3 separate regions of the Mus musculus genome follow, and all the other regions are linked to region 3. Evidence: chromatin loops called from intact Hi-C (ENCODE). Cell type or tissue: left cerebral cortex. All regions are shown on one strand. Links, peaks and the distances in the headings refer to the core of each region. The heading gives the core; the rest is flanking DNA. Region 1 overlaps Thsd7b (thrombospondin, type I, domain containing 7B). Region 2 has its middle 11 kb from the start of Gm23056. Region 3 has its middle 94 kb from the start of Thsd7b.

Region 1 (10,470 bases), core at 747-8,746, 310 kb after region 3:
GCCAGAGGGACTGGAGATGAGAAAACCTTTGGGAGTCTTAGGTGCTGCTCTTTGGGGCTAAGGTCTTTTCCATGGTGATCTTTAATGAGGCAGGTCTCTGACATAATCTGTGCTCCTTCATATTGCTTTATATGGTGGTGGAGGTGAATGCATACACTTTGTTCACATTTAACAAGGGATTATATACTTCAGGAGAAAGGGCATGGGGATACCCAGGAAGTGAAGATCATTGGATGAAGGCTTACCATACATAAATGCCTCATTAGCATGGGGAAGAATTTCAGGAATCTCAGGTGCTAGCTGAATGGGTTCTTATTGGGAGAAAGGAAGTTGTACCTATGATAACCAAGGCTAGGAGACATTTTGTACATTCTTCAGGTAGAGATATTGTTTTGTGTTTTGTTTTTTGTTTTTTGTTTTTTGTTTTGTTTTGTTTTGTTTTGTTTTGTCTTGTTTGTTTGTTTGTTTTTTAAAATCCCAGACCAGGTCAGAGAAGGAGAAGCCCTGCCAATGGAGGGAGTTCTCTATATAATGTTGAGCCCCAGAAGGCTATCTGGTCAATGGTAGACTTTGACCTTAATTAGTGGAGTTTTCCCACAAGATTGTATATAGTATGTATGTATGTATGTATGTATGTATGTATGTAAGACAGCCAGATGACAGCTAGTGCTTAGAAGGGCTGAGAAACGAAAGGAATGACAATCGTCTGACTTAGTTTTGACACATTTTCCAGTTGTTTCTGGGTCACCAAGCTAAAATGCTTGGTTTCATAGCAAGACATACCTGGGATTTCTTTCCATGAGCTCCTCTTTATATCTGGAAGTCAGGAGGGATGGAAAGGGAGAGGGGAACAATTGGTTTGTCCACAGTCAGCCTTGGGCTATTCTTACAACTTTTCTTATAGGCATACAATTTTCAATATTCTAAAAGCATCTTTAGTGGAACACAGCATGTTTGTGTTTAAGATTATAATCAGCCAGCTTCTAACAGGTAACCGCACCCCTGGTCTGCCTCAAAAAATAAGAATTTAATGGGCTCATTTTGAAGAGACATTCTCAATATGAAAAACTGGTTATTTCTTTTTGGTCCATGATTGATAGAGGAAATAAGCATATTTTACACATACATTTCAATACCCGGAGTTCAGAACTGGTCAATATACTTCTTATTTTGATTTAAAGAAGTATAACATTAAGAGATACAAATAGGAAGAGAAATAATGTTTTAATAGAAAAAGTAATAAAAAAGTTGATTACAAATTTTAAAGAACCTAACTCAAATATGTCTACACAATGGGTTGACAGGAAGTGTCATAAAACATAATACATGCAAATGGAAAAAAATGCATGGGAACTTCAAGATGCTATTTTCCCTCTTTATTTTAATCATAAAATCTTGAAATTGTTCTATGAACATGAGTGAGCTAAAGAAACATCAGCAGAATATTAGTTACTAGAGAAACAGAAATGAAATCTAGGGGTGAGATTTATCATCTTCTTGCTTTAACTTGAACCCCTGCTGTACTGTAAACGTAATAACCATCAACATGAAAAATGTAACAGATTGATAATGCCATTGAGTTTTAATTAAACCACTGAAATGAAAAGGGCCCAGATGGATAACTGGGAAATGTAGTTATCCTTTATGAAATGAGCAGGAGTGCCTGTTTGCTCAGTTCCTTAGGAATTAATGTTCTGCCAAAAATAGTGCCCCGTCAGAAGACTTCCTAGAAATTAATCATTTCAGTTTACAAAACAGATGGCCACTTTACTTTACTCAGCTTAGTTTTAAAACACTTATCACTCAAAATCAGCTATTGTCTCCGTCCTGGCTTGGCCATCCCACGTCTGAGGCTTTCTACTTAAATGCACCAATACTAGTAAAGTATATGAGTTATTTTTTTGTCTGGGAAGTCATTGGTCTGACGTATTTTCTTCAAAACATCAGGGATCAGTGTGTGATTCTTAATCAGCTGAAGGTTCGGTGAATTTGCAAATAGAAGTAAATTAAATTTCAGCCAGAGAATCCATCCCATTGAGAAGCTTTCGCCCCCTTGTCACATTAGGAGCCTCCCATACTGGGTCAGCAAGGACTTGAAGAAATGGTGCTCTTACTTAGTAGTTTGATGGGAATTTGTATTGGCTATTTAAGATTTAGCAGCTAAGGCTCTCAGACATCTGTAGGACATATTGCTGGTGTCTATACCAGTAGATCGCTAATCTGATTTCCAACCACAGCCTTAGGTGTGCCTGTGGGGCAGTGCTTGCTGTGTAGCTGTTGTAAACTTGTGCATATTTCCAGGTCTGAACCCTGTCAAATGACTATATAAAGATGACCTTTACCCAGTAGCAGAACTGGACTTAAACGTTGAATTAGAAAGGTAACATTTTCATGACAGCTACAGAGAAATGGCCCATATGAGTGTAAGCACAGAACAATTCTGTTGTTCTTTTCTACTACTAAACTATTTAGGATGCAGAAGAAGATAAGCCTTGCAAAGAGCATGAAACAAAGCATTGGCTATGTCTGACACCATGAGAAAGTAATCTCTTAGATATGCTTGTTTATTGAAGCATTTGTGATCTAACTAGGAAGACAGCAGAACTAAGAAAGAATAACAAATTGGCATGCAACAGAGTTTATGTGGCTGCTGTAAGAATTCAAGGAAGAGAGAGCTCAGTCAGAGTTGCCTATAAAAATAGAACAGAGTTGGAACGTTTGACTATGTGGAATTATTGGATTTAATGGAGAGGTAGACTATTTGAGGCAATGAGATTAGCATAACCAGAGGCATGGCAGAGAATGTGCCATGGCCAGGCAATTTTAAGTACTCTAAAAGAAACACTCGTTTCCTAGAAACATTAGCTTCTTAGAAGAAAAAGGAATAGTAGCAGATAAGGTTAGCAAGATAAGGGGGAACATGAATCTGAAGAAGCTACAATGCTAAGTGGCAGTGATTTGATGTTTAAATGACAAGCAAGGCAAAAGCTCTTGTTGATTTTTAAGGTGGTGAGTGATGGAAATGCGTAGTGTGGGGAGGACAGGTTAATCTGAAATTGGTACTCAGCTATTGTGTCTGAAGTTACTCAGGCTGATAATGTAGTTGAAGACCAAATAATCATTTGTAACTTTAAACAGATCTAAAGGTATATCAACCCCAGATAGTGGGAAATCCACACTATTGGCAAGGTCTTATCCTTGCCGTCATCTGTGTCTGCTCTGGGAGATGGCCCAGATCCCAGTGGACAGTGTACAAGGCACTCATTCATTCATGAAGGCTATCTCAGTGTTGGCCAGTAAGATTGACTTTCCAGATTTTTGTCTGATTGGTTAGGAAAAAGTCTGTTTTCCTCATATCATAAAATGGAAATCCAGGTCTAAGGAGATGTTTCATTTGGAAAAGTGCCTGTTGGATAATTATGGAAACTTGAGATTGGTCAATAAAACCTATATACAAGTTGGTCATGGAGGAGTGTCTGTAGTCCCAGGACTGATGGTTAAGGGAAGAGACAAGCACATCAATGGAGTTCACTGGTCCACTAGTCTGGTTAATCAGGGTGCTTCAGGGTCAATGAAAGACACTGTCTCAAAAAATAAGGCAGAGGACTGGCAAGATGGATGAGTGCTGCCTTGCCAGATGATCTAATTTACTCTATGGGAACTACATGGTAGAAGAAAAGAAATCTGACTCTTGTAGATATTGTCCTCTGATCTTTACATGTGTGTCATGGCATGTTGTCATGTGCATAATAAAAATATTAAGATGAGGCTTAAATGAGGAAGATCAGCCTTGGATCTCTGACTTCCACATATATAAATACACTTGTGGGTGTGTACCTCTGCACCCAAACCCACATGCATATGCTACCAGTCCTCCCCCATGACCGTATCTCTCTGCCAACTATTATTATAACTTCCCAGAATACAAGTCTGAGAGACAAAGCCAGAATTCAGAAAGAAGTTGTGATTATATCAAGCACTAGAGAGTTGGAAAGGAAACATATGCATATGTGTGAATATGTATATTTATGCACGTAAACATTCTGCAAATATTGGTACTGCACTAGAATACAAGCCTAACTAGCCACATTTTGCAGATGAGGACATCAATGCTCAGAAGACTGAGCTGCATGGCTAAGGCTAAATATATACTTACAAAGTCGATTAAGAATTGAAACCTAAATTTGGTTCCAAATAAGCACCATTCTCTGTTGTAAGATTGTCTGTCCTCTCAGAGACTGTGGGTCCTGTTCCAGACGTGAGATTATGCTAATCATGTGAACTGCACTTTCTTGGTTCTTCCCTCCCTCGGCAAAGACATATTCTTGGAAACAGAACTACTGTGGTATGCCTCTGTGCTGCAGAAAGATTGAGGGCATTTGTTCCCCATGTCTCCAGTATCTCTAGTAGTATAAAATGTAGGACAGTCTACCTTCTAGGAACAATATTGTAAAGAGTGTTTAGTTAAACACTGGCCAGTAAATAAAAAAAAAATCTACATAACCCAGGAAATGTTCCATACTAAAAACAAAAACAGTAAACTATTATTGTCCAAGCAGAAAAGTAAAATAACAGAAGGAAAAGGAGGAAGAGGAAGAGGGAGAAGAAGGAAAAGTTATTGTTTTAGTAGAAGGAAACAGTCGTAGAGATTGTGATTCATCTTCATAGTGAATTTTTTTGGTACAGCCTTATAGCCTTGACATGAGAGCTTTTTTTTGTTTTGTTTTGTTTTGTTTTGTTTTGTTTTTTTGTTTTGTTTTTTTTCAAGACAGGGTTTCTCCATGTAGCCCTGGCTGTCCTGGAACTAACTTTGTAGACCAGGCTGGCCTCGAACTCAGAAATCTGCCTGCCTCTGCCTCCCAAGTGCTGGGATTAAAGGCGTGAGCCACCACGCCCGGCTGACATGAGAGCTTTTGCTTGTCTTATTGTGTCCTGTTTTGTCCTGTTTGTTTATGGTCTTTTTGAGGCCTGCTCTTTTATTAAGGGAGATGAAGAGGGAAATGGATCTGGGTAAGAGGAGAGTTAGAGGGGTGCTGGGAGGAGGGGATTATTTTGGAGGGTAGGGAGCTGTAGATGGGATGTTTGTATGGCAAGAGAATCCATTTTCAATGAAATAATATAATATGGAGGGTAACTCTGGGTATTTTTGAATTATCATTAGGGAAAATTTACTAGAGCCAAATATTTTTAAATTTTTTGTTTACTTTTTAATTGTGTGTGTGTGTGTGTGTGTGTGTGTGTGTGTGTGGTCTATGTGTATGGGTTTGAGTGTGCATGTATGTCTGTGTGTATATGTGTCTCTGTGTATGTATATGTATGTTTGCCTGTGTGTTGAGTATGTCTGTGTGTATATATATATATGTATATATATATGTGTGTGTGTGTGTGTGTGTGTGCAAGTGTATGCTATGCATATGTGTGTAATCTCTGCATATGTTTTGTGTGCATGTATGTGTGTGTATGTACATGCATGTGTGTGTGTGTGTGTTTGTGTGTGTGTGTGTGTGTGTGTTTGTTGTGTGTAAAGATTGAGATAAGTTGTGAACATTCAATTGGTTCTCTAAGCGGTAATAAGAAGAAAACAGATCTCTCTGCCTACAGTGTTACCAATGGTTATGATCTTCCCAATATAGTCCTGGGAACTGAATCCTGATCTTCTTTAAGAACAGTGCACACAAATTATCCCGAGCCATTCTCAGCTCTATGATTACTATTCTAAAAAAGCTTAATGTAGACAATTCTGGTTCTGATCATTGACAAGTACACTTGTGGATTACATTTTTCTTGATAAATACCCAGTCCTTTGCATACGAGTGCGAGTGCTCAACTATGGAGAATTTTCTGACTTTAGGATGGTCTAAAATAACGTAGTGAAAACTTAACTTGAAAATTTGAACTTTTTCTTGGGTTAACCATTTCTTGGGTTAGCCTTCCTGTGATTAGATAATCCCAAGGCTATCCGATAAGAGATGGTGAACCAACACTCTTCAGTTCACTTTCACTGGGCTGGAAATCTTGGTAGATGAGGTATATTAAAGGCATTTTCAACTCAGGACCTTTCTGACTTAAAAGTTGTTTTATTAGGAGATATGCCTATTGTAAATCAAAAGATATATGTGAATATATCTCAGTTTAGAAGTCTTCTGTAATTTAATTACTTGCCTGAATTTAACCCAAAAGTTCAATAGTTCATGAAGCTCACTTTGGGTAATAATGAGACAAAATATTGCTTATTTTCTTTCTCAAGCATATTTACTAAAAGTTACAAGAATTATAGAGAGTGGAAAGGGATAGTAGGGGCTGGAGAGGTAGCCCAGTGTTTCAGAGTATGTTATTCTTCCAGAAGACCTGTGTTAAGTTCCCAGAATGCATATCTAGCAGGTCAAAACTGTCTCTAACTGTAGCTGTAGGGGATCTAACACTCTCTTCTGACCTCTGGAGGCACTGTGTGTATATGCACAAACCCATACATGGACATACATACATACACATAATAAATTATTAAAAATAAATTAGTAAATTAATAAATAACAATAGTCTTTTTAAAGAGAAAAGGAGCATAGTTAGTTAAATGACTAAACCATAAACCTAATTCTTCAGTCAGAATTATTTGAATTGGGAAAAGAAGATTCAGGAAACTTGAAAATACGGTGAAGTTCTGTAGCAGAAGAGATGGAAGAAAGTCCGAAGCTTGGCAGTTCCTGCCCTGCCCACAGTGGGTGGTAACAGCTAGGAGAGACTGTGCACTGCTAGAGCATTGCCTCCAGAAGCAAGAACCATGAGAGGATAACAGGATTTATGTCTGATTTCTGATATTTGGACAATATCTTAATATTAATTCTTGCTCATGGAGTAATTTCTCCATTTATAGTCTCTCCATCTGAAATGCTGCCTCTTTGTCAGCCTCTCTTTCCTATTCAATATTTTTCTTGATGAGTTCTTCACAAGAAAATAAAGGACAAGTTCAGCTCTATTGTGATGGCTGCCTTTTGGCTATCACAAACCATTCTTGGCTGGTGGGAAGATTGCTGATATACTTCTTTAATATATTGCTAAAGGATTTCTATTATTATAATACTCTCTTATGTAGTCAATTACTTGTTCTTCTTTATTACTTTATATCATTTATCCTTCATCATTGTCATAGAAATCAAGGGCTTACTCACACTATTGTATCCTAGTTGTAATTGTGTGAACCAAATGGTAAATCTAGTTGAAAATTTTGCCCTGTTCTTCATCTCTTTTACTAGCCTAAATGTAAGAGAGCCCAGTGTGAAACCAGGTGTGTCTTCCAGGCTTGTAATAGCTCCTGTGTGCTATTAACTGTGCATTCTGAGCTACAAGTGTGTTAGCTTCCCCATTGAACAAAAACACATCAGCTCAAAATTCAGACTGTTTGCCAGGCAGCTTTTCTTCATAAGCCCTGTTCACACAAAAGGCATTAGTCTAATTAAATTAGGGGCTATTAAATCTACAAATTAGCATACTAAGTTAGAAAAAATCAATATCTTATTAGCTTCAGAATCTTTTATCTAACTCCTCTTGAATTTTGTTTCTGAACTTTTTTTGGTAGTAAACGACATGAGAATTGATTTAAAGCTTTCCAAAAATTGGTGATCAATAATTGTTTTCTAGTCACAGAGAAATTCATTAACTGCCACACTTACTGCACTGACACACATTCTTATTGAAGTCTCTTCTAATCACCACATTATTCTTGGCTAGAAACACATTAGCTATAAAAATTCATGAAATGAGAAACATAACATTATAAAGACTGTGTTTAGGTATAGTCGTTAATGGATTGTGCAGAGCGGTGGAACGCTCTCTCAATTCCAGTAAAAATAAATTTATGTCTTCCATTGTTCTACACTTAAACATGGATAGCTCTGTGCCTTTATCACTGCATAAACAAATTATTGCCAAATGAATGTGTAGGCCCTCGAATTTTTTATATTTCTCTCAAAATGTAGGAAGCTCATACTTCCCCTGGATGAAGGTACACAGTAATTGCTCATATTCTAGGGATGGTGGAAATTTGAAAAAGAAGAGATTATTTAGTAGCAAGTACTTGAGAAAATGACTATACCGCAGCGATGATAAGGACTGGGCATACGTGCTACTTTTTAATTTTGGTTTTAAAGATTTTCTCTGATGTGTCTTTGTGTGAGTGTATGTCACGTTGTACAGGTACTTGTAGAGGCCATGAGAGTGTCAGATCCCCTGGAACTGGAGTTACCTGTTGTTGTGAGATGCCCAGTGCAGATTTTGGGAATTGTACTTGAGATTTCTGAAACAGTAGTAAGTATTCAGACGTACTGAGCCAATTCTCCAGACCCCAAGCTATAATAGAATTTAAAATATGATTTCTCTTTTGGGGTGTATTTACAGTTTTAATAATTTTAGCCTATTGCAAAAATGTCTACCAGTTTATTCCATAAAAGGTGAAATAATTTGTATTTATATTTTTTCCAAAGTCACACCAGAAAATTAACTAATTCATATACAAATTAGTACTGACTTTGTGATTCATTATTTCTGGAGCTTTCAAGAAACCTTTAAAGTTATAGTCGCTTTAAAGACATTTATATTTCTACATTACTTACCAGGACTATGATCCTGGGAAGGGACTTAGGGATTGAAAGAAAATTGCCTGATGTGGAAGGGGAAGGGCCTGAGGTTTTTCTTTTTTCTTTGATTTTTTTAAAAGATTTATTTATTATTATATCTAAGTACACTGTTGCTGTCTTCAGACACTCCAGAAGAGGGCATCAGATCTCATTACAGATGGTTGTGAGCCACCATGTGGTTGCTGTGATTTGAACTCAGGACCTTTTGAAAGAGCAGTCAATGCTCTTAACTGCTGAGCCATCTCGCTAGCCCCCTTTCTTTATTTTTTAATTGGTTATTTTCTTCACTTATATTTCAAATGTTATCCCCCTTTTCCAGTCCCCCCCAAACCTCCATCCCATTCCCCATCCCCCCTTGCCTCTATGAAGGTGTTCCCCCATCCATCCACCCACACCCACCTCCCCGCCCTGGCATTCAGCTACACTGGGCCAATCAAGCCTTCACAGGACCAAGGGCCTCCCCTCCCATTGTCCAACAAGGCCATCCTCTGCTACATATGCATCTGGAGCTATGGATTGCTCCACGTGTACTCTTTGGTTGGTGGTTTAGTCTCTGGTCACAGCCAACCTTTGGACTGAGCATGGGGTCCCCAATGGAGGAGTTAGAGAAAGGACAGAAGGAGCTGAAGGGGTTTGCAACCCCATAGGAAGAACAACAATATCAACCAAACAGACCTGCCCCCCACCCCTGCCAGAGGACCTGAGTTCTGATTCACAGAACCATGTAATGAAAGGCAAGAAAGACACTCACTTATGATCTCAGAGGTGTAGATCCATGGGTCTTATTTACCAGCCCATAGGGGAGCTGCAGATTCAGTGAAAAGCTATCTAAAAAGTATAAGATAGTGGAAGATATCTGAATGTCCACATCTGAATTACACACACACACACACACACACACACACACACACACACACACTGTAACACTACATACATACACATTGTCTCATATATATGTGTGTGTGTATGTGTATATATATATATATATATATATATATATATATAAAATCACACTATACAGACAAATACTGAACAAACACACTGTGACGGTACATATACACACATTGTCACATATACATGGTCACATTACACACATACTTAACATACACACAAACATGCACACCTAACACATATACACACATGTAACATATTTGTTCCATGTACAAAGTGACATTACAGACACAAATACATATATATATACACATACATACAGAGAGATAATTTCCCTTCCCTTAAAAATCTAATATTTTCACTTTGACTTAATCCCATCTTTTCAAAATACAGCAATTTTATTTATTTCCTGTATATTTGTTTTTTGGTATATTTACTGTTTCAAAGGGGTGGCATGCACAGGACTTATTATTATTATTTCTTTTAGTCAAACATAATGTTATCTTCTTTTCTTATAGCAAGGATTAGACTGTACCCTGAAACACACTTTCCTTTTGCTCATCCCTGTGAAGGTTGCACTTAAGGTCTCAGTGTATAGACAGGGCTTTGGAAGGGAAGAACACAAGGAGGGTTCAGTTGAAGCTGCCTCCATTGCATCTTTTCTGTAAAAGAGCAATTCAGTAAGTAAAGCCATCTAATATTTTGCAACATAACAGAGGTGACTGAAGAACTAGAATATTCATTCACATGTAGACTTAAGTGACTAGAGATTTCATGGAAGAAAAGAGGAAAGGGATAGCACACAGAGTATTACAAACATTGAGCTTCATATGTGTGACTTGAAAATCGTGGCAAGTTTCCAAATTACTCCTCTACTAGTGCTGTGGTCCTTGGTGATCACCAACACACCTCTTCACACAAAACAAGAACAAGGCCATTTCCCCTGAGC
Region 2 (10,470 bases), core at 1,733-9,732, 300 kb before region 3:
TAACATATTCATGACTGAATAATTAAATATTTCTATACTGGTAATATATACTCATTTAAATAAATGATAGGGTGAATAATTAGATTTGTAGACCTGATCTAGTCAATACGCACCACCCTTTATGTACAGGAAACAAGTTGGAGTCCTTATGTGTTATATTCATTACAAAAGTTGCCATTTAAGCTTTGTTTTTGGACTTCAGGGTCAGACATCTACCCTGGGGAATTGCTTCTTGATAATGTAATATTGGGGTCCATAGGTTCAGGAGCCTTGTAAGTTTCATGAGCCTTAATAAACCTCTTCCCCCACTAGAAATTACTTTAACCCAGAGGAAACAGGTACAGAAAAAAGTGGTGTTGTACAAAGAATACATTATAGGACCTGTAGATGCAGCTCAGTTGGTGAAGCAGATGCCTAGCATACATGAAGCCCTGGGCTTATTCTCATAAACCAGGCATGGGGGTGCACATCTGTAATCCCAACACTGGGTATAGAGGCAGGCAGATCAGAAATTCAAGGTCACCCTCCTCTACATAGCAAGTTGAGAGCTACCTACACATGAGTCCCTACAAAACCCAACCCAACCCAACCCAACTCAACCCAACCCAACAGCAACCCAACAGCAAGCCAACACCAAACCAACCCCCAAACAAATGGCGGGGGGGGGGGAAATAAATGATGTGCTATTGCAAATATAGTGAGATGAAAACTTTGTCCTGTTACACTCTTGGAACCTTGGGTGTCCTTGAGCAAGTCTTCCTACTTAAGCTGTCAGTGGGATAAGCAGAGGTGGTTCCTTGGGGGGGGGGGGAGGTCTATTTCTAGTCATTCCAGATACAGAAAACAACCGTACTCCAAAGAACAGAACAGTTCCATCCATGTTCACCTTGGTCAACCAGTGAGTTTATTGATTAAAAGTGAATAATCACCTTTGGAGATGCTAGTCAAACTGTTCTCTTAGGAAAAGTAGAAAGCCATTTGCCAGAGTGGATGGAAATAAAGGTTATTATTTCTTAGAAGAGAATGGAACTCTAAGAAGGTGGATTGTTGGGTTTGGAACACACACACACACACACACACACACACACGCACACGCACACGCACACGCACACACATACACACGGGGTGGAGGGCTGCTCTCTGGATGCTGAGTTTCTTGTGTACTGAGATGCAGATGGGTCAGAACCCACTGCACTGACAGCCCCGATGCTATCTGTTTTGTTATCACTCAGAGCTGGCTTCTGCTGCCGCTGTGGCTGACACCCATAGATTGCTCAGCTCACCTGGGAGTGGATGGTCTCGTATCTGATCCTGCTTTCTGTGTATTGGGGGATGGCAGATGATTTTTAATGTTGAAAAGTCAAACATCATGAACTGTTTCACCCACTGTCAGCTCAGACTGTCCAAATTTCATGTTTGATGATGGGGAGACAGAAGATAAGGACAAATGTGTGCTTTCCGTGGCTCTCAGTTCCCTTCTCGGCCCCCTCAGTTTGACATTTGGTTTCTTTCTGGTCGTATGTGGGCACTCCACGACAGGTGCCCATTACTGTGGGTGTGTGTGTGTCCTGTGTTTCCAGACAGAATCTTTGTCTGAAACTTGCCAGACAAGCCTGGCTGGCTGGTCAGTGAGTCCAGCGATCCGTTTATCTCTGTTTCCCTAGTGCTGAGATTTGGAGTGGGTACCCTCCTGCCCAGTTTTCAGAACATGGGTTCTGAGGCTCAGACTCAGGTCCTCTTGCTTGAATGGCATACAAGGATGACCTTGACCTTCTGAAGTGTCCTGCCCCAAGTGCTGGGATTATAGGCCTGCACCAACCACACCCAATTCATGTGGTGCTGGCGCTCCAACCCAGGGCTTCATGCCTGCTGGATCAGCTCTCAGTCAAGGGACTGCCTGCATCTCTAGTCTTGAACACTGGTTTCCCTCTTAGAATTCAGCATCTCAGAGAAGCAAGATTCAGCTGGTTGAGGCCACACGACTACTTTCTAGCAAGGCAACCGAAAGCAAGAGCACAGGGGACTGACTCCCTTGGCTGCCTGCAGCTTCTAGCACATGGGAACAGTCCCTTAGTTTTATAACGTAGCTCTTGCAAGGGATGCTGTGCTGGGGGCTTCTTTCCACCCAGGTAGGAAGAAGTGTTAGGATGTGAGGGCTGTGCGTTCCGTGAGGAGGAGACTCAAGATCAAAGGCAAAGTTATTACAGGGTTGAGCCGAGAGTCTCAGAGCCGCAGTTTGTGATGGTGAAATGCCTTTGAGAAGGGCCAAGTCCTTCATGTAAAAGCTCCTTTAATCCCTCTGGTTTATGTGGATGTAAGTGCTATTTCCTGATAGAAATATGAGCCCACCTAGTTCCTGGGCTGTGGGTCTTTGCACCCCTGTCAGGCTCCAGGGTCCAATCTGCTGCAGCAACATGGGGCTTAACAGGTGGATCCTCTGAATTCCCATGGAAATCAAGGTCTCCTCCTGGGGCCAGGCTTGTCCAGGTACTGAGTGAGGCCAAAGCAATTATGTGGCCTGTGGCTAAGGTGGCTGCAGGTCACCAGCTAAGTGACACCTGTGGAGAAGTGGCTGCATACAGCAGCTTGCAGCTGAGATACCTCTGTGCCTCAGCCCCAGAGTAAAACTTTGCAAAGGATGTTGGTAAGATGTCCACAAATGTAGAACTTTGAACACCCCCAGGGTCCCCACCTGATTTGTTTTCTGTTGCAAACACACATAAATATATACCACTGGGGATGTCTATCAGGAGGACAGCAGCAGCTGAAGTGTCTTCCTTGCTTAGAACAGGCTCACAGACCCAGTAGAACAAAATGTACACCCCTCCACAGGTGGCCAGCAACTCTTCCATGATCTAACCTTACCACCCTCTGGGCCTGGCCCTCCCCTCTGACTTAGCCTGTGATTCGGCCACCTTGGCTTCTCTCAGTTGCTGGAAGTTTTTCCTGCCTCTTGGTGTTTATTGGGGTTTGCCTTGGACCTGGGGTTGGCAAAGGTCTCTGCTATTCAGATCTCAGCTCACCTGTCACTTGCCTGTCTTTGGAGTTCCAGAGCGCTGCTGCCTGCCTTCTGTTCTGGACTCCCCTCATGTGCTGGCTCTATAATAATTATTCAGACCCTCCACAGTGATGTCCTGTGTCTGGTCAGCTCTACACAGGAGATCTTATAGGTTCTGTAGAGCTTATCTAAGCAACTTGAAGTCCTAGGGCAGTGCTGGGCATGGAGTCTGCTCTGTATGTCAGTGCTCCCTCTGTATGTCCAGTTCCCATGCTCCAGTCTCTCTCCCACAAGCTTGTGTTATATATCTATTTCTATTTCTCTATCTCTCTGTCTCTATCTATCTATCTATCTATCTATCTATCTATCTATCTATCTATCTATCTATCTATCAATTTATCTGTCAATCAATCTATCTACCTACCTATCTTGTGTTATATCGGCATTTGCTGTCAGGAATCAATCTGTGGACCTGGATGTAGCTCAGTTAGTAGTGTGCTTGCCTACCATGTGGGAGGCACTTCCCAGAATTTGATCCCCAGAATTGTGTAAACCAGTTGTAGTGGCTGACAGGCTCTCTTAACAGGTCAAGCATTGCAAACACGGCTCTTGCAGGTCTTGCCCTTCCCTGCTTCCCTCCCACTTGCTTAACTGTTAAATTACATTCCTAGAGAAAGCCCCCAAGGTTTCCCCCCCTTATTTGGCCACTTCCTTGTGCCTAACTTATTCTTGAGACAAAACACCAAGATCTAACTATCAAAATACCAAGGCCCAGCAATCAAAATTCATTATCTGGCTAGATCAGCTCAACTTGTCCAATCCAGTTTTTAACCAACTCACCCTAACACAGACTTCCCCCTTAAAAACTAGAGACACCTGATGCTGCCTTTGTCCGCTAAGAGGTAGACCCTCACACCCACCCAGTGTCCCTCCAGGGTAATCTTCTCCTTTGTGCTGAGAACTTTGTGTCTGGGTGTGTTCCGTGCCTACTCCAAGGCCCCAGTCAGCGGTACTTTCTCTGTAATTCCAGGGAGGTGGGAGGATCGGGAGGGATCAGGGATGTTCTGGGGACTTGGCTCAGAGTTAAGGTGATTGTCCCACAAGCGTGAGGACAAGAATTCAGACTGTAGAACCCACCTAAATGCTGGGTGAGAGGTGCGGCCCATCTGTAATCCTAGCCCTGGCAGGCGGAGACAGTGGATGCCCAGAATAGGCTGTCTGGTGAGAAGAGCCAGGTTGATAAACTCAGTTTGCTGGAGGCTCTGCCTCAGTGAATAAGGTGAAAGGGCCATTGAATTATTCTCAGCACTGACCTTGGGCCTCCTTGTGCACGTGAACATGCACATTCATACATGCACACCCACAGCCTTGTGCACCTACACATATGCAAACATGCATACACATGTGCACACCACACATTAAAAAAATGAAAAAATAAGAAATTATTTTCATCTTTGGCTACATATAGAACTTGAGGTTAGCCTTGGGTCCCTGAGACCCTGATTTACACACACACACACACACACACACACACACACACACACACAGAGAGAGAGAGAGAGAGAGAGAGAGAGAGAGAGAGAGAGAGAGGAGGGGCAGGGACAGAGAGAGACAGAGACAGAGAGAGAGAGACAGAGACAAAGACATAGACAGAGTCAGCGAGAGACTCACAGAGTGATTTATTTGTTTTGTATTTATTCTCTATCTCCTCAAGGCTGTTAGCGGTCTGAGTAATTGGAAGTGCATGTGATCTCATGTGTATTCCTTAGAAGGTGAGAACTGACTGACCCGGACCTCAGCCATGGCTTCCTTTCCTTCCCAGGTCCTGCCTGGTTTCCCACCTGTGTGGTGAAGGTTGAGGCCATTAGAGGTTCTGTTTTCAAAATCACTTAGGGCTGTTAGAACGGAAGATATCAGAAAGAGTTCCAGTGTGACCCCGCAGGCCTGCTTCCGGTTATACCGTTAAGAATGGATCACACTGTGCCGCAGCAGCAGGGTTACAGGAGCCAGAGATCAGATCAGGTGCTGCAGCTGCTTCCAGAAGGGCTGCATAGAAATGGCTACACACACCGTCAAAGGAAGGAAATCCCACCACACGCTGGAACCCGCTAAGTCACGTGGACTTCATGTTACTGTACGAGGGCCCTGGAAGAGCAGAACTCAGAGACAGAGAGAAGAGAGCTTGTCAGAGCTGAGGGGAGGGCGATGGAGAGCTCTTTAAAAGAAAAAGTTCAGTTTTCCAGAGAGAATCAGTCCTGGGAGATGTTTCCCAGTGTGAAGACACTGGACAGTATTAAACAGGGCCCCCTGCAGTGGCAGGTCTGTGTTAGTCCTAGTATTTAGTATGTCTGTGTATGTTTGATGTGCGTGTGGGCACGTGTGACATGGTGTGTGTAGAGTCTGGAGGATGGCTTTGTGGACGCTGTCTCCTTCCACCTCCACATGGGCTCCGGGATCAAACTCCGGGATCCTCGGGTTTGCGTGACTTTGCCCCCTCAGCCATCTCCTCTGCTCTCATGCCAATATTTTAACCACGATAAATTCATTAATGACACAGAGAAAAGGGATATGGATTTCAGAGATCCTGGATTGAAGGGAGTGAGTGAATGTTGACATTTGACCCTGAGCCCCAGAGACTGACAGGACCCCGATGCTCAAGAGCCCTTTTCTGAATAACGTTTAAGTGTCTGTTCCATCTCCAGCGCTAAATGAATCTGGCATGGTGGAGCGCTCTCTTGCCTGTAATCTCAGCACTCAGGAGGTGGAGGCAGGAGAATCATAAGTTCAGGGCAGATGTTCTGTTACATTCAAGGCCAGTCTGGGCTAAATGAGACCTTGTTTAAAAAGTAACATATTAAAAACAAATAAACAAAAATGTGTTTGGTTTAGACTTGGGACATTTGAAATTTGCCTCATTCTTGTAAAGCTTTAACTGTTTGGAGAAAAGTATCCCTCTCCAGGGTCCTCTCCTTAGGGCGTTTTTAATGCTCTCGAATGCTGATGCTTCTCAGACGTGTGTATTCGTTTTCTCTTGGCTTTTATTTTTTTTCTTGCTCTGTAGGTGCATTACTCTAACTGACCACAAGGTGGCAGGACAGGCACTTGGATTTTGCCAGCCACCGTGGTACCTAGAGTTGTTGCGGGGCTTTACGGGTTTGCCTGTAGATGAGGGTGGGGTTTCAGCTCATTTGAATAGTCAAATGGTCCAAGGTAGAACTGGATACATTTAGTGCTTGAAAACCCTTTGAATGACTGGAAGGGAGTGTGTGACAATACAATATCCGGTGATAATTGATGGGTGTTTTAAGTTTAGATTTGTCTGTCCACTTAGGCTTTGCCTGAGAGAAGGAACTCAGTTTATTAAAAATGACTGAGTTTTAAAATATTTGAAAATTTCAACTTTTACAAAAACTTCTTATTGATTCTTTTTGAGTTTCACATCCTGCAGTCCAATCCTACGCATCTCCCTCCATATCTGCCCTCTGCCCTGGCAACCTCCTTGCACAAAGAAAACAAATACCCAAAAAGCAAAGAAAAAAAACCCCAAGCCCCCAACCCTCTTGCCATGATAACAGTGTGTGTCACACAGTCAGTATACCCTTTTGCCAAACACCTTTTCTTGCTAATAAATCACTGGTCTGATTTGAGGCCTCTGGCTTCTGCAGAGGAGCCTCACTAGGACTTTTCTTGAATATCCTGTTGTTGCCTGTATTATGGAGGTCCTGCAGCTTTGGTTTCACAGGACTGGCTCCTTCATGTGTTCTAAGAGCAGTTTGTAGATGGAGTAGATGTTAGGGTGGACCAGTTCAAAGCCCTGGTGTGTGTGTGTGTGTGTGTGTGTGTGTGTGAATGTATGGATGTGAAGGTATGCAGGTCACGGGACATGTGTGGGTCCACCTGGGTTCTGCACTTAGGTCATCAGGCTTGGTGGCAAGTACATTAACTCTCTCACCTGCCCCAGAATAATTTATTTAAAATTTTATACAAATACATATTGTATATTGAGCACATTCCCCTATGCCCTCTTCCCTGTCCCCCTTTCTCCTAGTTAATCTCAGGCCCTAGATGGATTCTCTCCTGCTTTTATGGCTCAGACACAATTTTACATATCTACATAAAATCTAGGAACTACAAATGAAAACTTACGGTTTTTGTTCTTCTGAGACTGGCTTAATTTGCTGAGCAAGCTTCTCTCCAAGTGAGCACATTTCCTGATAATGACGTAACTCTGTTCTCTTCATGGATGAAAAAGAGAGGCATTGTGCACACACACACACACACACACACACACACACACACACACACACACATTTATGGATGGACTTTTAAGCTTTCATACATGCATATGTTATATGGTGAGCATACTGCTCGCATCTCCCACCCCTCTTCCATTCCTCTGTCTGTTAGTCCCCTTTAGCATCGTAGAGAGTTTATTTCTACTTTCATGTCATATATATCTATATATCAACATGTATATATATATATAATCTTAAGCATCTCTGTAAAAATCTAAGACCCATAAATGAGAGAAAACACAGGTATTTGTCTTTCTGAGGCTGACTTAATTGCATTACTATATACATCTCTGACCACACTTAGCTGACTGCAGAGGACGTGACTTCATCATTCTCTATGGTGCAGGCATCCCACTGTGTGGAAAAGCCATAGTTTCCTCACACATTGCCACGTTGCTTGGTCCCATAACTTAGCTTGTGTGCAGACTGCTGCAGTACACATGGGTGTTCAAGTATCCCTGTGATGGGTTGGCTTTGAGTCCTTTGGGGAAAAATGCTCAGGAGTGTGGGACAGCTGGGTCACACTGAGGACATATTGTTATTGTTTTCTGGGAACTATCCATGTTGCTTTTCAGAGTCGCTGTCCTAATCTGCAGTCCTGTTGTGTCATACTAAGAAGTTTAAATTTCATTTTATTCTACACACACGTGAACGCATGTATCCTGGTAGTTGTGTGGTGGTCAGAGGGCAAGTTATAGCCCTTGGTTCTTCTCTCCTTCTATCATGTGGGTCCCAGGGTTCGAATCCAGACTTTCAGGCTTGACTACATGGGCTTCTAGACCCTGAATCACCTTGCTGGTCCATGTTCCACATTTTTAAAGTGGATTTAAAAAAACCCATAATTTAAGTGTGCTGTATGCTTGTGATTCAGGCTACCACACTGGTGCTTTCTGATGATTTAGAGCTCCCGAGGGCACGGGGAGAAATTCAGCACAGCAGGAGGCTCCCAACAGCTCAGGCTGGGGGCAAGGCAGACCTGGCTAGATTCTCTCTCAGTCTCTCAGGAGATGCAGTTCTTGGCACAAGTCCCTCATGCCATCTGAAGCTTGGTCCCTCTTCTGTGGGAAGGGGATATGAATTCCAGCCTTATGGGAAAACAGAAGCAGTCATTCACTCGCTCACTCATTCCTCACCAACAGGATTGTGAGGATAAAGAGACAGTTAGGTACCATTCTGCACAGCAGGGTGGGAAAGAGTTGGGAGGGGCTGTTCTTAGTTCCAGAGGAAAGGTACCATTTGCAAGTGGTGCTCTGCAGGCTGGGAAACAAGGCCAAAGTGGGAGCTAGAGGACACTGATACCCAGCAGGGACTTGAGAGTCTGGACAGTCTAGCGGTGTGGTTTGCAGTAAGCAGAGTTTACTATCAGAGACAATCATCTATCTGCTGGTTCTGTGACCCAGTGGGTAGGGTGCTTGCCATGAATGCACAGAGCCTTGTATTTGACCCACCCAGCACTGAGTTAACTCAGCATGATGACACACATCTGTATTCACAGCATTCAAGACATGGAGGATCAAAAGTTCATGGTCATCGATAGATTATACAGTGAATTGAGACCAGCTTGGACTATAAGAGGCTATGCCTTAAAACGAAATCGAAACAAACTAAAACAAGTATCCAGCAACACAAAACACAACAAGCTATAGAAGGCCTTCCTTTGGAATTCCATGGACCCAGTACTTCTTGGGGAATACAGGCTTGGCTGTGCTGAGCTGAGCTGAGTTGATGTTCATGGGTGAAATGCAGGTCTGAAGTTATAAAATAGACACTTTCTTTAGGGATGGTGTGGCTCATATCCTCCCCACACTGTCTGCTTCCATCCACCCACCTGCCTGGCTTACAAGCCCTGCTCCTGTAGGCAGGAGATTGGCAGCCAAAACTGTAGTGTCTAGAACATTGGCTTACTGTGTGGCTATGATAGCTGTTATTGTCCTTTCTTTCTTAAGGGCTGAGATGGTTCTAAGGCTGTTTAGAAGAATAAAGGAAAATCCAGGGTCCAGTTTACTGGCTAGATGTCATTTGGGGGCACCTTAAAACATTTTTAACAATTTCATGCACATTTATATAGAACTTTGGTAATTTTTATCCCGTTAGTTATCCTCTCTCTCACCTCTCTCCATCCTTTCTCATTTGAGTCTCCCTTTCCAACAAGTATTTTTTTCTTTTTTTCTATTTTCATTTGTGCATGTGTGTGTTTATGTGTGTATGTATGTATCTGGAGTGTATGTGTGTGTATGTGTGTGTGTTTGACCCACTGAGTTTAACTGGAATTGCTTACATGAGTGAGCCTGGGGTAGGAGTTATCTATAGGAGCGACACCCCTCCTCCACTGACCATTAATTACCAATATTCACCCCTTCCCCAGGTAGGGATATGGTCTTGTGTAACCCCTCCATTAGGGGGTCTTCTCGCATAGGTCCTTTTGGCATGGCTGGGGCTCAGAGACTGAGTGAGGCTGGCTAAGTTAGCATTTGCACGCAGGGCTTTGATTCTGAGCCATGCTTGGCTTCTTTCAAAAAGCCCCATGCAAATTCTCTCTAAAGTACCATTTTTTCCCAGACAGAATAGAGAACTATTGTTGGGGGCTGTGAGCCTGGGGTTCTGTGATAATAGCATTTTTACGAAGAAAAATCACTTCCCCATCGTTTGCACAGTTGAGAACATGAAACCTACTATTGAGACATTCTGGTTAAAATGAAGCATTATCTGGTGAGATGGGCCTACCTGTGGGAGTCTGTGGGAAGGCAGGTGAGCAGGGGTTTGCAGGTCCTTTTGGAAATGAGTTGGTAAAAACCATTTGTCCATCCAAAAATGATTAAATGTAATCATAGCTCTGTTGAGAAGCCCTGGCCTCACCTAAGTGGCAGGTAAAAGTGGGTAATTCACCATCTTCAAAAGAGAAGGGCAGAGGAGACCTGTGAGGGGTGGCAAGGGAAGGCAGAGAGGAAGAAAACAAGATTCATGAAGTCTGGTCTAAAGGTGATCAAGCCAGACTCTAGAGTTCCTTTTAGGGGCTTAATTAAGGGTGTTGTCATCTGTAGGTGACTGTGAGTTGTTAGTGTGATTGCACATGTTATTGAACATGGGCCCTTCTGAGTCAGGAGCCAAGAAGTGGGAAGACTGCTGCTGGTAGAGGGGTCTGGGATGAAGGACTTAGAGAGAGGCCACTGTGCTCTT
Region 3 (10,470 bases), core at 1,520-9,519:
AAACCTCCATGGGCCAAGGGCCTCCCCTTCCATTGATGCCAGATAAGTCAATCCTCTGCTACATATGCAGCTGGAGCCATGGCTCCATCCATGCATACTCCTTGGTTGGTGGTTTAGTCCCTGGGAGCTCTGAGGGGGTTTGGTTAGTTGATTTTGTTGTTCTTCCTATGGGCTTGCAAACCCTTTCAGCTCCTTCAGCCCTTCCCCTAACTCCTCCATTGTGGTCCCCGTGCTCAATCTGGTAGTTAGATATCTCTTATATGGCTCCCTGTTAGTCTGCTACTGTTTTATGAAGGGGGTGAGATTGGTGGTTGTCATAGAAGTCTTCTCTGTACTTCTTTTAAACTATGCATCTGTAATCATCAATATCACTGAAAAAGCAGCTTCCTTGCTTTATTTTTTATTTTTTTATTAGATGTTTTCTTCATTTACATTTCAAATGCTACCCCTTTTCCTAGTTTTCTCTCCTTGCTTTTAACAGCCAGTGAGAACTCAGATCATGATGGGCTTTTACATATAATGTAATAGATAAATGTATGCTTGTATAATATATATATATATATATATATGGCCACTTATAAATATCATCTTAGTTGTAAAAATTCTTATACAACAGTAGCAAACCAAAATACAATGTATAAAAATTATATAATAAATAAGATTTATTATAAGATAGTTTCAATGTTTAAAAATTAGCTAGTAGAATAAACAATATTAATCACTGAAAGAAGAAACATCACCTGATCCAAGCAATTGGCATAGCAAAAGCATTCTATAAAACCCAAAGAGCATTCATGACTTTAAAAAGCATCACTTGCTGCTGTGCATGAGGACTAGGATTCAGCCCATATGACCCATGTGGTGGGAGGAGAGCACCAGCTTCCACAAGTTATTCTTTGATCTCCACTTGGATGCCATGGCAAGCACATACCACCCACCCAGCAAACAAATGTGTGTGTGTGCGCGTGTATGTATGTATGTGTGTATGTGTGTGTGTGTGTGTGTGTGTGTATGTGTGTGTATATGTGTGTGCATGTATATGTGTGTTTGAGTGTGTGTGTAAAATAAAACAAAGCTTAAAAATATCTCTGAAAAGAATAGACATAGAAGGAAGCTTTCCCAACCCAATAAAGACCGAGTACCAAAACCTTAAGACAAATGTCATACTTAAATTTGAATCTTCTATAGATACATTTATGAATGTGACAAGGATAAGCATACACATGAAACTGGAAGTTGCAGCCACTCCAATAAGGCAAGAAAAGATAAAAACATACAGACTGGCAATGAATAAACTATGTACAAATGACATGATTTCTACTTTACAAAAATTTCTAGAAAAAGTTAAAACAATAGAATTACTTGGTCAGTTAACAAAACTGTAAAAAATATTATCAATACACAAGAAATGTCACGTTTGTGTGTGATGATCTTGTTGCATGTATTAGTAACACATGAAACTAATAATTCAAACATGGTACCATTTGTAATTCCTTTCAGTGAATTGATACTTGGAAAAACATATACAAGATTTCTGATCTGCTTAGCTTACACAAATCAACATAATGCAACCAAGAGACATCAGAGAGGAGAGTGTCAACTGGGGAACTGTCCAGATCAGATGGCCTGTGGACATGTCTGTGGGAATGGTCTGGATTATTAGTTGATATGGGAGATACCAGTCCACTGTGTGCAGCACAATTTTCTAGGATGGTAGTCCTGGCTATGTAAGAAAGCTAGATAAACATGAACCATACCTTGAATTTCTGCCCAGAGTTCCCTGGAAGAATGACTGTAACCTGTAAGCTGAAACAAACCTTTTCCTCCCCTAAGCTGTTTCAGGCAATGATATTCTGTCACAGCAACAGAGAGACAAGAACAACTTGCTCAAAAATCACAAAATGTTGATGAAGGAAACCAAAGAAGACCGGAAGAAGTGCAGAAACAGATTTCCTTGTAGAGAAAGATCCAACGTGTTACAGATGTCAGTCCTCCAAAGTGATCCATGGGCTTAATGCATCCCCTGCCAGTGTCCCAGCAAGCATTTCCATCGTCAAGTTGATTCTAAAATTGATATGGAAATCAATATTAATTGATTAATTGATTAATTGATATTGCTTAGCCAATGTTAAGCAATGTCACATAAAATAATGAAGCCCGAAGAAACAGGTTTTCTCCAGTTAAGACTTGTCACATAGTTGTCTTCATTGACAGATAGTGTTTATGGGGAAATATGTGCACAGATCAGTAGAAAAGAATACCCAGAAATTATCCACAAGGATATGCTAAACTGTGTCCGTGTGTACGTGCATGTGCAGCCCGGTGGGCAACATCAGGTGTTTTGCTTACCTGATTGTTTCTGCCTTTATTTTGAGATGGAGTCTCATTTAGTTTGGATGTCGTTGATATGGCTAAGTCAACTTTGCTAACATATATGATAATTACACCATTTTATTTTTGTATTTATGGACTATTTTTAAAAATGTAAACTATCATGTCATTTGCATGCTTTCTTCATTTCTCTCTCCATATATGCTATATATTATATATAAATGTGTGGTATATAGTATATGTATATTATTTTCAGTATATCTATATCTACATCTATCTATCTATCTATCTATCTATCTATCTATCTATCTATCTATCTATCTATCTATCTTGAAGTGGCTACAACTTCTAGTTCCATGGAAATGTTTTCCCTGCTCTCAACACACAAATGATCTCCAAGGATCTATCTTCCTTTCTCTGCTGCCTCAGCATGACAGTTACAGACACATCCCACCACACCTGACTTTTTAGTTGGGTGCTGAAAATCCAAACACAAGCTCACCTGTTCTCATGGAAGACACTTTATGGACTGAGCTACTTTGCCAGCCCCTGACTTTTTTTTTTTTTTTTTTTTTTTTTTTTTTTTTTTTTTTTTTGAGAAACGCACAAAGTGGACTTTTCTAGATGTGTTCCTAGGTCATCTACAGCTTAAAAATAATTAATGCTAATCTAAATCTTTCAACTAATAAAACATTAATTTGAGAGAGATCATGAGCTTAAATGAGAAGCATAAAGACATAAGATTTTTATCTGCAGTATATAAAAATAATATGGAAGTTTCTTATGAACTAAAATCAGAACTATTGAAAGAGCTGCTTATACCATGCTTATACTTAACTCTGTTTATGTATCTGAAGAAACCCAAGGCAGCATAAATCACGATGCCTGCATACCTACATTTACTGAAGCACCATTCATGATGGCTACAGAATTGACCTAAGTCCCTATCCACAGATGAATGGATAAAGAAAATGCAGTATAAGTATGCAACAGAGTATTAAGTGCTCTTTAGCAGGAGCAAGATCCTCTCATTTGTGGAAAATTAAATGGAACTGGAGAACATTGTGTTAAGCCAAATAAACCAGACTAAAACAAGCATTGCACATGCCCTTCCTTTACCAACTCTCTCTCTCTCTCTCTCTCTCTCTCTCTCTCTCTCTCTTTCTTATGAGTGTATGTGTGTGTGTGTGTGTGTGTGTGTGTGTGTATGTGTGTGTGTGTTCATGCCATGGCACATATCTAGAAGTCAGTGGAAAACAGTCTTGGTGACCTACTAAGCTATTTGGGGCTAGGAACCAGGAAGGAGACTGTAGGGACTGGGGAGGGGAAACTTGTATGAGGAGGGGAGGGGAGGACTAGCATCAGGAACCCTGTATACTTGTGTAAAAATGGGATGAGACCCTTTATTTCATGTAATTAAGATGCATTAATAAAACATCTAAAATAGGGTATTAAACATTAGAGGAGGAAAATAAAAAGCAGGGAAATATTTAAAGTACAAAGGCTATCAAAATTGTTGGATTTGATATTGAAAAATGTAATCCATAAAGGAAAAAATTGAAGCATAATCTCATCAAAAAATAAAAAAAAAAATTCTGCTCTATGAAAGAGTATTCAGAAGAGGATTACAAAAAATACAACCGGAGAGAAAAATATCCATGAATGACACATCTATCAAAGTCTCCTCCTCTGAAATATGTATAAGAACAAGGGAGAAAAAAAGGCCTTTTCAATGCCAACACTTAAAAAAATCCATCTAATTTCAAAACGGATAAAGAATTAAAGAGGCTATGCAGGTGGCCTATAAGCATATGAAAAGATGCCCAACATCATTAGCCATCAGGTAAATGCAAATTTAAACCAAAGTGGGACATAAAATAACTAAAACAAGAAAGAGTGTCTGTGACAAATGCTGAGCGGTGGGAATGAGGCTGGTGATTCCCTGAGATGCTGGGGGCAACGCAAAACAATAGGGTACGTTGGAAAATGACCTAGCAATATTTTATAGAGCATCTACAGCTGCCATATACCTCAGGAAATACCTTTTTAAGAGATTAATATCAGAGAAACAAAACATTTTTTTCACAGAAAAATATAAACACAAATATTCAGAGTGGTTCAACCATGCAGATGTTCTTCAACAGGTGACTAGTGACACCTGTAACAGGACTAAGCAATGACAAGAGGCAAAAACGTTGGGACAGACAAGCAAATTATATTTAGTAGAGAAAACTAATTCCAAATGATCACATACTATGTGGTCTTGTTTTCACATTCTTAAGGTGACAAACTGAAAACAAATGACAGACTCCTGTAAAGCACGAGTCACTGAAAAGGCAGAAAAAGGGTAGGTAAAGGTATTTGCTTGTGATCCTGTATTACAGTTTTAAAAGATTTTTTTTATTAGGTTAAAAGATGTTTTATGTAGAGACTGTTGGCAAAATATACACCAGGGACATCTCTATCATTTAACACAACTGTGTGACTCTTCAAGTATTGCAGGGTAATAATAAAAAGAATCGAGGAAGTTTTGACAGCACCAATGGATAGATTTCCCACATCATCTTTCCTCTCAGAGTTTGATGAAGTTCAAATGAGGCCCATAGAACTCTAGTTTGTGACACTTTACATGTATCATCATGGCAGGCTCTAAAATCACCCGTGAGCCAAACCTCAGAACATATTATGTCCTTTGAGGTGGGAAGACATATCCTAAATGTGGGACCCCATTCCATAGACAGGGGTCAGAGGTTGCATAAAAAGGAGAAAGTAAGCTGACCATCAGCAGTCATCTCTGTTTCATGACTTTGAAGCTGCATAGAGCTCTGTTGCCACGCCTTCTCCACCATGATTGGAGGTGCCCTAAGCCTGTCCATCAAGCTAAACCTTTCCTTATTTAAGTTATGTCAGGAATTTTTTTCACAGCACTGAGACAAGTAATTAATACACTGTACTTTGAATACTTAGTCAGACTTGGAAAGTGATGACTCAATTGTGAGTTAGTTTGGGTGACAGGTCCTGGGGACACCGTGTGTCGAGTCACAAGTTTATGTATTCTGTTCCTCTAATTGTTATCTGACCTTGAAAGGCTTTCTAAGTCCATATATGGTGCCCATGATCCACTGGCACTGTACCTTTTTCTGTAAAAAAGGCACTTGTTATTTTCTGAACATTTCACTGCCCCAAGTGATGGTGTTGATACTGGTGGTTATGGTGCAAACACTCAAAATGTAAGAAATTTTCTGTAGCACATGCCTTTAATTTATTCATTTAAAATTTCTGTCTGTCTGTCTGTCCTTGTGTGTGTGTGTGTGTGTGTGTGTGTGTGTGTGTGTGTGTGTGTGTGTGCATGCCCCAATGAGTCCAGGTGCTTGTGGAGGTCAGAGGTGTTGCAGCACCCCCCCTCTCCCCCCCCCCAAGCGAGTTACAGGTAATTGCAAGCTACTGAATATGGATTATGGATGCTGGGAATCAAAATCAGGTCCTCTGGAAGAGCAGGAAGCCCTCTCAACCACTGAGCCATCTCTTCAGCTCAATTTATTCTTTAAAATTTACATACATTCATGCAGTGTATGTTGGTCATGTCCATCCTCCCTCCCTCCCTTAAACTCTCCAGGGGACCCACCGCTCTCCCCCAACAACACAGCTCTCTCTCTCAACTCCATGTCATCTTCTTATTTTTTTAAATAACTCACTGAGTTTCAAAAGAAATTTCTGTGTACCCATGGGTGAGGGCAGAGCCACTCAGGCATGGGTAACTACTAGTTGGTACAGCCTTCTCTAAAGCAACTCCCCCTCTCCCAGTAGCTTATAACTAGCAACAGCTAATTGGCTTTGTTAGATTCTGATTCAGTTATTCAGGTTCCCAAATAGATAAGATGACAAAATTTCCATGTCTATTTTCAACCTGAATCTGCACAGAATCTGAGTGTGGGGGAAGAACGGAGGAATGTATCCTGCCGTCTTTTCTTGCATAAATCATAGCTACTGGCTTATCCATGCTGAACATATGTTTGGTAACAGTTATGAGATGAGCATATGTTGTTTTAGGAGATTATTTAAATCTTACTCTAAATCCAAAGGAATCTTTTCAGCATATAAAGAGGCCCATGAAGCACTAAGCAACCCAGAATGGTGACATGAATTCTAGCTATTTTCTCCTGATTGCATCAAGCCATGTAGGTTTATTGGATTTAACATTTGTCATCTCCGTCAGTCCACTACCCTTATGAGAAGCTATTTTATTTAGATCAGAGGTTGTTACTTTTAATTGTCAGTGATTAGGATTAATTACTGTATTAGTTTCATTATAATCATGATTTATGACTGTTAGACATAGATAAAAAGTGGTATTTTGGAGGTCCTGATGAGGGTCAGGAATCATACTGAAGTCACTATTTTCAGTGCCTGTCATGGCTCAGTCACTCTGCTAGGCACAGGTCTGCAAAGGAAGATAACTGCTGAATGCTATGCAATCAGCATAATTTGTGAATAGTCTTATCTTTGTAATAGTGAACAAAGGAGCTGGGGAGATGGTTCAGCCAGTAAGGTGCCTGCCGTATAAGCAGGAGAACCCCGTGTTTAGATCCTTTGTATGTGTAAGGCTGGCCACAGTAGCAAATACGCACAGATTTGGCATTGGAGAGAAGGAGGCAGGAGAATGCCTGGGGCTTGCTGGTCAACCAGTTTAGTTGACTTAGTAAGCTCCAGATTCAGTGACTAACCCTCTCTCAAAAAATAAGATGGAGCTATTGAGGGAAACACTTGATATCAAACATATGCACATATGCACGTATACACGTGAACACACATACACACATATGTACCACATGCACGTGTACACACACCCCTTTACCAGCAGCATAATTTTTATGTATTTTAAACATTTGTCCTTATACCTCCAGATAAGTGTAGCCCTCATCACTCACTAAGGAAGTGTCTTTTTTTGCAACAAATAGAGGCCATTACAAAAAACCACAGACAATCTAAATGCAGACTTGTGGAGCCCATTCCCAATGGAGGCATCTACACAATACACCTACACCTAATGCTTGGGGAATGTTGGGGAAGAGGGAGTAGAAATATCATAAGAGCCAGAGGACCAGGGTGTTTGTTGTGAGTTTGTGTCTCCTACTAATGTCATGATACACACCCATAAAGTCTCACTAACATGACTGTCTAGCCACAGACAGCAAAATATACACCCTCACATTTAGACTAGGTTAAAGGAGCCTATTAGGCCTCAACCCTGCACAAAGAACTAACCACTGGCAACTAAGGAACACCAAGGGTGTGAAAAGTAGTCTTTCACAGGGAAGAGCATACCAATTAGTTATCAAATGATAAGCTATAAAAACATACATATCACTGACATTACACAGACTGAGCAGGCAAGATTTAGAAATATATGTGCATATACATATACTTATATGCATGTAGTAACAATGCAAATGAGGACAATAATTTTTTGGAAATGGAGAAAGGGAAGGGAGACTGGATGTGACTGAACTATAATCTCAAAAATCAACAAACAGAAAAAAATAAGAAAAGAGTTAATATTGCTAGACAGCAGAAACCATCTCGAATGATTCAGGACTGTTTTCAGATTATTAATGGTTTCAACCCTCTGTTTTCTCCCCCCTCTTCCCATATAAACACTGAGTTCTCCCTGTGGGACTGTGAAGCCATCCATTCCTAAAGCCCCTAACAATGCTCTTCACACATGTGCCACGATCCCACCCTCTCCTATTCTCTCCATGCCACCAAGAGACATAACCTCTCCCTGCCCACTTCCTCACCACTCGGAACGATGGAAGAGGCTTCCATCTCCTGTCCAGGGCTCATTCTGTCAAGGGAGATTATCCCAGCCTTCACTGTCTCCTCTGTAATTTTGCTTCAGCAATTGTCTTTTCTCCCCTATAACTTCAACCTTCTCCTGCCCTCCTTCATGAAAACATGCTCAACTCTCTCCTTCCCTAAATAGAATTTTTGGATCTCTTTAATGCTCCCTTCCAGCCTGTGACCTATTTCTTTCTTCTCTCTTCATCAAAATTTTATGAAAAAGCAGTCAACAGCATCGCTCTGACTTCCTCTTCACTCGTTCACTGTTGCAATGTGGCTTATCTGTTGCAGCTAACTTCCAAGAACGTTCATAATTTTGCTCACCTGCTGCACTTAAGGTCTCTACCATAAGTGTTCAGACTCCTAGATGCCTTGAGTGGACCTGTCTGACTCAACTCCAGACACGTGTTCACCGTTTTGAGTACATGCATGAAACTCTAAGACATTTGAAGTTTCTTTGTATGTCTTACTCAACCTCTAGTCTTGTGACTTAAGCAGTCACAAAGATTTGATGCTTGCTTGCTTAAGGAGTAGATCAATAAACATATGCATAGCAGAATCTCAGATCTATATGTACTCTATTTATTTTCTTTTTTTATTAGATATTTCCTTTATTTACATTTCAAATGTTATCCCTGTTGTTGGTATCCCCTTGGAAAACCCCCATTCCCTCTCACTGCTCACCAACTCAGCCACTCCTGCTTCCTGGCCTTGGCATTCCCCTACACTGCGGTATAGACCCTTCACAGGACCAATGGCCTCTCCTCCCTTTGATAACTGACAAGGCCATCCTCTCCTGTATATGTAGCTGGAGCTATGAGTCCCACCATGTGTACTCTTTTGTTGGTGGTTTAGTCCTCTGAGGGTACTTGTTTCATATTGTTGTTCCTCCTATAGGGGTGCAAACCCCTTCAGCTCCTTGGGTTCTTTCTCTAGTTCCTCCATTGGAGACCCTATGCTCAGGCCAATGGTTGGCTGAGAACATCTACTTCTGTATTTGTCAGGCACTGGTAGAGCCCCCTCAGGAGACAGCTATATCAGGCTTCTGTCAGCAAGATTTGTTGGCATCCACAATAGTGTCTCGGTTTGGTGACTGTATGTGGGATGGATCCCCTGGTGGGGCAGTCTCTGGATGATGACTTTTTCTTCAGTTTCTGTTTCACACTTTGTCTCTGTAACTCCTCCCATGGGTATTTTGTTCCCCCTTCTAAAAGAACTGGAGTACCCTCAGTTTGGTCTTCCTTCTTCTTGAGCTTCATGTGGTCTGTGAACTGTATCTTGGGTATTCTGAGCTTCTGGGCTAATATCTATTTATGAGTGAGTGAATATCATGTCTGTTCTTTTGTGATTGGGTTACGATGATTTAAAAAAGTTACAAATCCAAATATGTATTGAGTATCTAGATTTTTTTTAAAAAAAATCTCCAACTCAATTTTATAATAATGGAAATGTTTCCCCAAAACTGATTTGTGAGTCACTATAAATATCACAGTTATCAATTTCATTAGATCATGGGTAAAGGGGAATTTTAAAAGCCTTTTGAGAGGCATGCCTGCTACAGTATGGCATGGGCAGGCCTTAGACACATAGGGACCCACTTGCCACCTCACCATGTGCTGTAGACAACAGGAGTATACTCAGAGACCCACCTTCCACCATGCCACATGGGTGGGCTGTAGATACCTAAAGGCCCACTGCTGCCAGGCCAAAAGTTGTGGGCAGAGGAGGTCACCCAGAGGTCTGACAGCCATGTACTCAACCCATAATGGAAACCACAACAATGTGCAAGTATGTGGTGGATAGATGTATGAGAAAGACAAGAGGAATAGTTTGAGAATTATGAAGAAAGATGGAACTGGAGATTGAGGATAGGGAGAAATAGCCTGTTGTGACTTGCCAGCCCTACTATCTGAGACCATGCTTAATTCCCAGGCAGTGCTGTCACTGAGGACCAGGTCTGTACTCATTCAATGACGGGTCAGTGTGGATGTCTGTGACTCATAGTACCACTAGAGACCATTGGAACATACCTGGTGTCTTAGTCAGGGTTTCTATTCCTGCACAAACATCATGACCAAGAAGCAAGTTGGGGAGGAAAGGGTTTATTTGGCTTACACTTCCATACTGCTGTTCATCACCAAAGGAAGTCAGGACTGGAATTCAAGCAGGTCAGGGAGCAGGAGCTGATGCAGAGGCCATAGAGGGATGTTCTTTACTGGCTTGCCTCTCTTGGCTTGCTCAGCCTGCTCTCTTATAAAACCAAGACTACCAGCCCAGAGATGGTCCTACCCACAAGGG

Evidence for each region. Peaks named below come from ENCODE experiments on the same cell type or tissue, not always from the same donor. Only the 100,000 strongest peaks of a DNase experiment are listed, where the experiment ranks them.
Region 1: a loop joins it to region 3, with 4 times the contacts of the local background. A loop is called at or near these places in 2 of 42 quality-filtered maps.
Region 2: it touches region 3 in a loop (4-fold over the local background); 2 of 42 quality-filtered maps call a loop at or near these places.

The regions. Positions count from the first base shown.
Region 1 is chr1:129,480,564-129,491,033 of GRCm38, forward strand. All of the region lies in intron 2 of Thsd7b (thrombospondin, type I, domain containing 7B), which reads left to right. Among named protein-coding and RNA genes, the nearest start is that of Gm36347, 130 kb to the right of the region's middle. In left cerebral cortex, for the core only: a CTCF peak has its summit at 6,476 (motif pointing left); DNase peaks (open chromatin) are centred at 3,931 and 4,235.
Region 2 is chr1:128,869,369-128,879,838 of GRCm38, forward strand. No RefSeq gene overlaps it. Among named protein-coding and RNA genes, the nearest start is that of Gm23056, 11 kb to the right of the region's middle. In left cerebral cortex, for the core only: a CTCF peak has its summit at 6,077 (motif pointing right); DNase peaks (open chromatin) are centred at 6,092 and 9,119.
Region 3 is chr1:129,174,281-129,184,750 of GRCm38, forward strand. No RefSeq gene overlaps it. Among named protein-coding and RNA genes, the nearest start is that of Thsd7b, 94 kb to the right of the region's middle. In left cerebral cortex, for the core only: no CTCF peak of the experiment used is centred there; a DNase peak (open chromatin) is centred at 6,295.